Regions from separate parts of the Homo sapiens genome. Here region 1 is linked to region 2. Evidence: chromatin loops called from intact Hi-C (ENCODE). Cell type or tissue: chondrocyte. All regions are shown on one strand.

The links. Hi-C counts contacts between places; a loop is a spot of excess contacts. Peaks named below come from ENCODE experiments on the same cell type or tissue, not always from the same donor. Only the 100,000 strongest peaks of a DNase experiment are listed, where the experiment ranks them.
Region 1: it touches region 2 in a loop (3-fold over the local background); 13 of 110 quality-filtered maps call a loop at or near these places.

The regions. Positions count from the first base shown.
Region 1 is chr11:76,549,398-76,553,397 of GRCh38, reverse strand. It overlaps EMSY (EMSY transcriptional repressor, BRCA2 interacting), which reads right to left. Exons shown (of 22, transcript NM_001300942.2): 22 at 367-3,446. The coding sequence ends at 3,252. Among named protein-coding and RNA genes, the nearest start is that of LINC02757, 79 kb to the left of the region's middle. RefSeq lists an enhancer at 1-300. In chondrocyte, CTCF peaks have their summits at 1,571 and 1,777; no DNase peak of the experiment used is centred here.
Region 2 is chr11:76,668,870-76,672,869 of GRCh38, reverse strand. It overlaps LRRC32 (leucine rich repeat containing 32), which reads left to right and starts at 2,123. Exons shown (of 3, transcript NM_001128922.2): 1 at 2,123-2,256. RefSeq lists silencers at 7-246, 1,979-2,178, 2,239-2,368. In chondrocyte, a CTCF peak has its summit at 2,147; DNase peaks (open chromatin) are centred at 1,959, 2,099 and 2,559.

The DNA of each region.
Region 1 (4,000 bases), 120 kb after region 2:
CCAATATGCACATGAAAAGATGCTCATCATTAGCCATCAGAGGAATGGAAATTAGAACCACAATGGGGTAGCACTTTACAATTCATACATGAGGATGACTAGAATAAAAAAGACAAACAGCAGCAAGTGTTGGCAAGGATGTGGAGAAACTGAAACTCCTATAGACTGCTGATATGCAGTCCCTGTGGAAAAGAGTCTGGCACTTGCTCAGAAGGTTAAACAGTCACTGTATGACCCAGCAATTTCACTCCTAGGTATATACCCATAAGAACTGAAAATACGTAAAACTTGTACACAAATTGTTCATAGCAGCATCATTCATAATAGCCCAAAAGTGTAAACAATGCAAATATCCATCAGCTGATAAACGGGTAAACAAAATGTGATATATTTCACACAATGGAATGGCCATAAAAAGAAATGTAGTACTGACACATTCTACAACACGGATGAACCTTGAAAATACGCTAAGTGAAAGAAGTCACAAAAGACCACATATTATATAATCTCATTTATATGAAATGTCCACATTTCTTATGGCACATCCATAAGAGGCAGAAAGTAGAGGAGTGGCCACCCAGGGCTGGAGCGATGGTGGTGGTGGTTTCATTTCAGGATTTCTTTTGTGATTAATGAAAATGTTCTCAAATTGATTGTGGTAATGGCTTGCCCAACTCTGTGGATATACTAAAACCATTAAACGGTATACTTTAAATGGGAGAGTTTATGGCATGTGAATATCTCAATGAAGCCCCCTTTGGTTTTTAATCCTCTAAGTTCACCATAAACTGCATCTGCAATACTAGGCACTTATTAAAGTTTACTTTAAGCCAAATGGATTTTTCTTATCACTGCCTAATAGTTGTTAGGATTCTAAAAATTCTGTAGCATTTGCATTGTAATTTGTTAATATCCTTCAAAGAGATGACTTTAAATTACTTTTAAATTATGTACTTAAATGTGGAATACTAATAGATATAATGCTAAGACTTTCAGTAAAGGGATGTCTGAAAATCCATATATGGCATCATCATCTATCCACTTTATAAAAAAACCTAAGTATTGTTCTTATTTTCTCCTGTCTTCATTCCTTGTATCCATTTCATGAGCAGGAAGCCCTGTTTATAAACTTCATAAGGATAGGATTTCCTGTTTGTTCACTATGGTATCCCCAGTGCACAGAATACTACTTGTCATACAGAAGATGCTCAATTAATATTTGTTGAATAAATAAATGAATGCATGCTCTATTTGGAATTAACACCTTTAAAAGAAAAATTTTAAATTTCACTTGATAATTTCTTAATATTTGTAATTCTTTAAAAAAATGTAGATGATAGCACTTTTATTTGCCATTCCAATTGCAGAAACATATGAAGGCTAAATTCTCAAGGGACACAGGTATGCTATGCTGCCAAAATATGTAGAACATAACTTTATTCAAGTTTGCTCTTGTTACTTGATCCATGAATATTTAAAAGATACTTTATTTTATAAAAACTTAATCTGTAAGTAATGGATTGATCATAACAGAGGGCTTAACCTGGAATACATGGATAGGCTTAGAGGCCCATGAGCCCCTAAAATTGTATGCAAAGTCTAACATGTATTTAACATGTTGCATGTGTATCTTTTTGGTGAGAGTTCATAGTTTACCAAAGAAGTCTATGACCCAAGAAAGGTTAAAAAATTACTTAACTAGAAACAGTCACAAAGTTTTTTAAACATGAATTTGTACAATAAAATAATATCCAACAGCTCCATCTATGGGTAAATCATTATCACCTAGCAGAACTAGTGACAACCACCAGAGATCAGCGCATCTTATGAATGCTTGTGTTTAAATCTTCAGTGTCACTCTAGTGGGAATTTATTAACTATAGTATCACAGCTTTTTCCCCCCAGATGTAGATGCAAAAATTAGGAGACCGTTGATGAATTCTACTTACAGTACTTCAGCACCAAAAAAACTGGGCAGTTATGCTGATAAATGTATGTACAGTTCAACATTTGTCAGTCTTAAAATGCTTATTTATAGTGAAATCTATATAAAACCGTTAAAAACTTTTCTATTTACATTTTTAAAAATGAAAAGTATAGTTTCCTTTGCCACAACTTGTCAAAACTCTTACCCTCCCACCCCCTTACCCCTTTCACTCTACTTGTGACAGACAGTGATCACAAGACCAAAACATATTGCTTAAACAAACTGTGTCCTAAAAAGATAGAAGGCTTAAAAACATTACATTTAGAACTGTAAATGAACTTTTTATACATTTCAAAGGGGCTTAAACAAAAGTATGTAAAAGTTATTTTCAAAGTCTCAGTCCAATGTGAATGTGCAATTTCAACGTTAAGAAAGCATCATATGAATGAATAATTTGTTTTCTTAACATGACCAAACATTTCCTTTAGGTCTGAAAACGTTTCTTTTCCTCTGCTTCGCAATGAAACATTTTTTAGTAAGTTTTCTTAAAGGAAGAGGGAAAGTGGGGAGACGACGACAGTGGAAAGCGTAGGCAATCCTGGTTTACAAGAAATTTGTCAGAAGGAGTACGGCCTGCTTTGAAATGTTTACACTTAAATAAATAGAAGGCAAGTGTGCTGCTTAGAGCACAAAGGAACAATACAATAAATTAGCACACAACTGATAAGAATGCACAAGCCACCCAAAAAGTACCTCCCACTGGTTAGGGATCTGATTTCTACCATCCAACAAGGATTCTTTAATGCCAGTATTATTCTAGGTGTTTATAAACTAATTATGAACTGAGAAAATGTAAAATTTTAACCAATTCAACACTTCCAGGGATTTGCAAAAACATACAAGTTTTTAAAAAACTTTTCCTGACACATCATTTCAAAATACAACTATTCACATTCTCCTTTTAGATGGTATTTTGCTCAGTAGAAACCAGTTGAGAAACATTCACAGGAAGTCTCTTTCCACTGCAAGACAAAACTGTTTCACCGGCCATGATCCAACAGAGAAAGAAGACCAGGTCTTAAGTCACTGTAAATGTGCAGCTTTTTTTTTCTTTTTCATTTTTTTTTAAAAAAGTACATTCCCCTGTGAGTTTTATCTTGTTTTAAAAAGCTGCTCCTGCAGCAACATCTTGTTGAAACACTGCTGTTTTAGGGTCCACAGCCTAAGTACGGGCAAAGTGCTCTTTTTAGTCATCAAAATACAAGGGTTTCCCTGGACACTTGGTAACCAAGCAGGTTTTAAAGTGCACTATTGTGTCCAAACACTAGGACCGTTCAGCAGAGCTCTGAGAAGGGCTGGGTTCAGTTCCATCCTCCGTGCTACTGTCTATGTCCTGCTCCATTGCTGTCTCCTCATCATCCAGCTGTTGACTAGTGAAGTTGTTTAGCTCAAGAAGCCCACTGGGCTCCACCACCACATTGGAGCTGGAGTGACAAGGAATAGCATACTGAGGAATAGCCTGGAAGAGAAGACACAGGAGAATCTTTATGGTAAGAAAAGGTAGCAGAATAACTTCCCCAACAATATCAAGAAAAAAAAAAAAAAGAAAACTGACATTTTTTGGACAACTGGACAACTACTACATGCCAGGCACTGTGCAAGGTGCTTTCACACATCACATTCTACTAAATCCCATCATATTCTGCTAAATCCCTGTGACAACACTATAAGAAAATTATTATTCCCATTTACAAATGAGGAAACTGAGAGGGTAGATGACTTAACCAAAGTCACACAGTTGGTCAGGGTTAATGCCAAGATTCAAATCCAAATCTTGTACAACTGAAAGCAATCTTTCCACTCCTTTATGGTGCCTCTTCTAACAAAGGAGGCTCAAATCTATTGCCTAATTCAAGAGAAGAACTTTGAATAAAGCTTTCATTTATTATTAAGCAAATGTAAATGTAAATGTAGCCTAATTTTGCCCTTTATTATCTGCAAGACGAGTACCAGTAGAAGAACACTTGCTGTAGACCTCTGTGTAAGTAAATATCATAGGTACACTGCCTTGTC
Region 2 (4,000 bases):
GGGCACGCTTGGTTGCCCATCTGCCTCAAATGTGGGGGAGCCCCATCCGGGCACTGAGTAAGGTGGAACCCCACGAGCTGACTAACCACAACCACAGCCTCTGGGGGCGGGGGAGTGGGAGGTGGGGCACTCACCCCCAGCCCACCATAGCCCCAGCCCCGCCCTCCTGGGCCCTAGCAGAAGCTCTGCCATGGCCCAGTGATTTCTGCTTGGTAGCAGCTCCGGGAAGGGTGAGGCAGTGCTCAGCGAGCCTGGGTCTGGATGGCTGGGAGCTGGTCTGATACACAAGGCCAGGAACTGCCCGAATGATCCAGTCACTCTGCTCATACTGCAGGGCAGCTTCAAAGCACTTTCCTGAACATTTGGCCCCTTGGACAGGGACCTGGAAAAGGAAGCCCACAGGATATAGGAGTATCCACCAACTGCCACAATAAAGGCAGTGAGAAGTTGCCTAACAACCACTGGGTGCAGGCTCCAGCTGGATCCATTGCACTTAGTTCTAGCACCAACTCCAAGTAGTAGCTACTATCTTTCCCACTTTACAGATAGGGGCACTGAGGTTCCATTTGACCAAATGGAGCACTAGAGACCAGAGAGGGGGCTGGATGGACCAGCTAGGACCCTGTGGACATAGATCTGAGGCCTTGGGTGGCTGGGAGGGAAGGGAAAGAGGTTTGGATACCCTTCGCAGGCCCTGCTGAGAGATTCCTTACCTGCACCTCCTGCCCATCCCCTCACTGCAGCTCAGGCCTCCTCCTTAGGGAAGCCTTCCCTGATTTCCTCTTCTAAGACTAGGTCAGGCCCCTATGGCACCTGCTATCATGGCTTGTCCTCTCTGGGTTGACCCCATCTCCCCAGATCCATCTCCACAGTGGACTGAACAGGGGTAAGAAAAGGCAGTAACTGTAGAGACTTCAGGGAATCCCGCTTCTGAGCCCAGCCTTACCCTGATTTGCCACAAGGCCCTGGGTGGTCACTTTCATGCATGTAAAATGGGGCACCCTGCCCCACTCTCAGGGCTGGTGACGATCAGGGAAGAGAAACACTGTGGAAGAGGCCCCTTCTACACTTGGAACCAGGACCTGGAGGACAGCCAGGGCCCCTCTCTTCTAGGGACCCGCATACTAGAGTCCACAGGCAGCAAGGCAGGGTACCTGTGATTTGGTAGGGTCAAGGCATCTAGAAGAGAGGTGGCTTTGGGAAAGATCTGCTTCAACCTCCAATCTAAATGACAATACCGCCACCCCATATTTGCACAGTACTTTAAAAATTCGGGCAAGATAATGCCCAAACTGAATCAGACTTAGCTTTATGAACAGATTGGGCTCAAATCACTGATTCTTATTAGCTGTGTTGACTTTGGACACGCCATTTAACCTTTTCTGAGCCTCAGGTTCCCCAGCTATAAATAGGGACCTTACTAGTCTCAGACAATTGGTTTTCATGTGTACACACTGCCCCCACCCCTAGCCTCAGCTTCTCCATCCGAAAACAGGACTTTGATGGTGCCGTTTCACAGGCTGTTGAAGGGTCCCGCAGATGATGGAGGAGTACGGGTCCAGACACTAGAGCACAATCCGGAGAGGAAAAGTGACCTGCCAGGACCCACCAGAGTGGACGGCTTGGTGCGGGGAACCCCCTCCGCGGCCGCCCCAGGGCCAGCGAAGGGTCATTTCCTTCCGCATTCAGCCCCGCCGTCACCTCGCCTGTTTGCCCCCGCGTTAAGTGCGGCGGCGCCAGCAGCTGGGAAATCGGGGCCAGGCCGGATTTCCTCTGTGGACCTGCGGCTCCTAGAGCCACCGCGCCCCCCTCCGGACCCCGCGGGGCCGCGAACTGCACGTGCGGCGGCCGCTGGGATGGGCCTCGCTCCCACGGCGCTTCCTCTGCAACCCCTCTCCCTCCCGCCCTCTCATCCCCCCACACTGGGCCCCCGCCCCTTCCCGGCCGAGGTCCCAGGGTGGTGAAGATGCTTCGCCGCCCCACCCCACTCCGCCCCCGCCGGCTCCGGATAAACCGAGGCACGGGGCCAGGCGCTAGGACCCCACGGCCTCGCCAGAGGGGGGCGTGGCGGGGCGGGCCGGCGGGAGAGGTATTTAAATTGCAGCCGGAGCGCGGGGGCTCCGGTGGGGCAGCTGAGCGGCCTGCTCCTCCTCGGGCCGTGACCCCGGGGTCTGGCGCGGGGTGGGACCCGGGGGCGGGTTTGCGCAAAATGTGCCGAGACTGCCCGGGAGAGGAGCTGCGGCCGCGCTGAGCCAGGTAGGAGCCGCCGGGCAGGCGAGGCTGGCCGGCCCTCGGGGGGCGCACTGTCGCGCGCCTCTAGCGAGCGCAAGGCGGGGGCTGGTCCCAAGGGACGCCCCCCAAACACTCCCCTCCCGCCATCCCCACTGCGCGCGTGGAGCCGGGGCTGACCCTCCCTCGGTCCCTGGGAGTTCCCCAGCGCTCCTGTCTTGGCGGATCTTTCCCGCAAAGGGGTGAGGCCGGCCTTCCCATTTGACAGCTGGGAAAACAATGGCCTGAAGACCGTGACTTGCCCAGGAACACACAGCTAGGCAAGGGCAAACCGGAATTTGAATTCAGGTTTCCTGCAACGCTCCGATCCCAGCCAGGCGTGGGGCTGCCCATCCCACAGCACTAGATGGCCTGCCCATTTCTCGTAGTGGGGTAGGGGGCACCCACCGCTCTCCAAGGGGCTCTGAACCCAGCCTTCTTCATGGGTGGTAAGATGTGAGGGGCCCCCACCCCCACGCCGAGCTGCCTGAAATTCCGCCATCACAGCCACATTCCTTTGGGTTAAGGTCTAATTCCCCCGTGGGATGCACATGTCTCCAGAACGAGGCTTGCCCTTAGTGATTCACTGCTTGACAGGAACGTCCGCAGCAGCTCTCCCAGGACCCCACTCTGCCAGTAAGTCAGCTGAGGCCGAGAGGAGGGAGAGAGGACCTCAGAGGCCAGACTGTGAGCTAGTCTGCCCTGCTCCTGCGTGTGAGGGGTCGTTGGCAGGGCTTAGGGAAGGAGACCTTGATTTGGTATAGTGGGAACATTTGCTTTGGAGACAGATGAACTGGATTCTGATCGTGACCCTGCTATTTTCTCCTTGTGTGACTTTGGGTAAGTCACTTCTCTGAGCCTCCTTTTCTTCATGGGCAAAAAAAAGACAGTTCTATTGGGGGCAGTCGGCTCAGCATGTGCTGGAGAAAACACAGTATTCAGGTCATGTAGAACTGGATAAATCCCAGCTCCAAAGCCCTTATGAGCTGGGTAACTCTGGGGGTAAGTCACTTCACTTTCCGGAAACTGTTTTCTCATCCGTAAAATGGGAATTACAGTAATTTCCTCAATAGGTGATTGTGAGAATTAAATGAGATGATATAGGTCAAGTGCTTAGAAGACTAACATCCTTAAATGTAGGGGTGGGCTTATTGTGGTAGTAGTCATTGCCCCCCGTACCCCTGCTCTTTCTCTCTCACTCTCTCTCTCTCTCTCACACACACACACACACACACACACACACACACACACACACATTCTTTGGCACTTTTCTGAGTTGGACTCCTGAGAGTCCGACTCTCCTGCCTCCTCTTGCCCAGGCCACTTGTCTGCAGGCTTGGGGCCTCCCCACTGAGCACACCTCACCTGGGATGCTCAGCCCTGCGAGGGTCACTGTGTCAGCTGGGAAGGACAGTGAGGATGCAGGGCACCTTCGCCACCATTCTTTGCCTGATCATCACAATAGTTGGGGTTGGCCAGTGGCAGAACTGGAACCCAGCTGCCTACCCTGCAGACAGGACACTGGGGCACCAAGAAAGGAAGGGACTTACCTTAGGGAGCAGAGCTGGTGAGTGGTGGGCTTTGGATGCAAGCCTGGGTCTAAGTGACACCGTCCTCCTTTTTGAGAGAGAGTAGTCTTTAAATGCTACACCCTGTACTTGGGCACCACTGAGGAGGGCCCACAGCTGAGGGGCCCTTCCCGTCAGATGCCAGGACAGAGTGCCCATGTGCT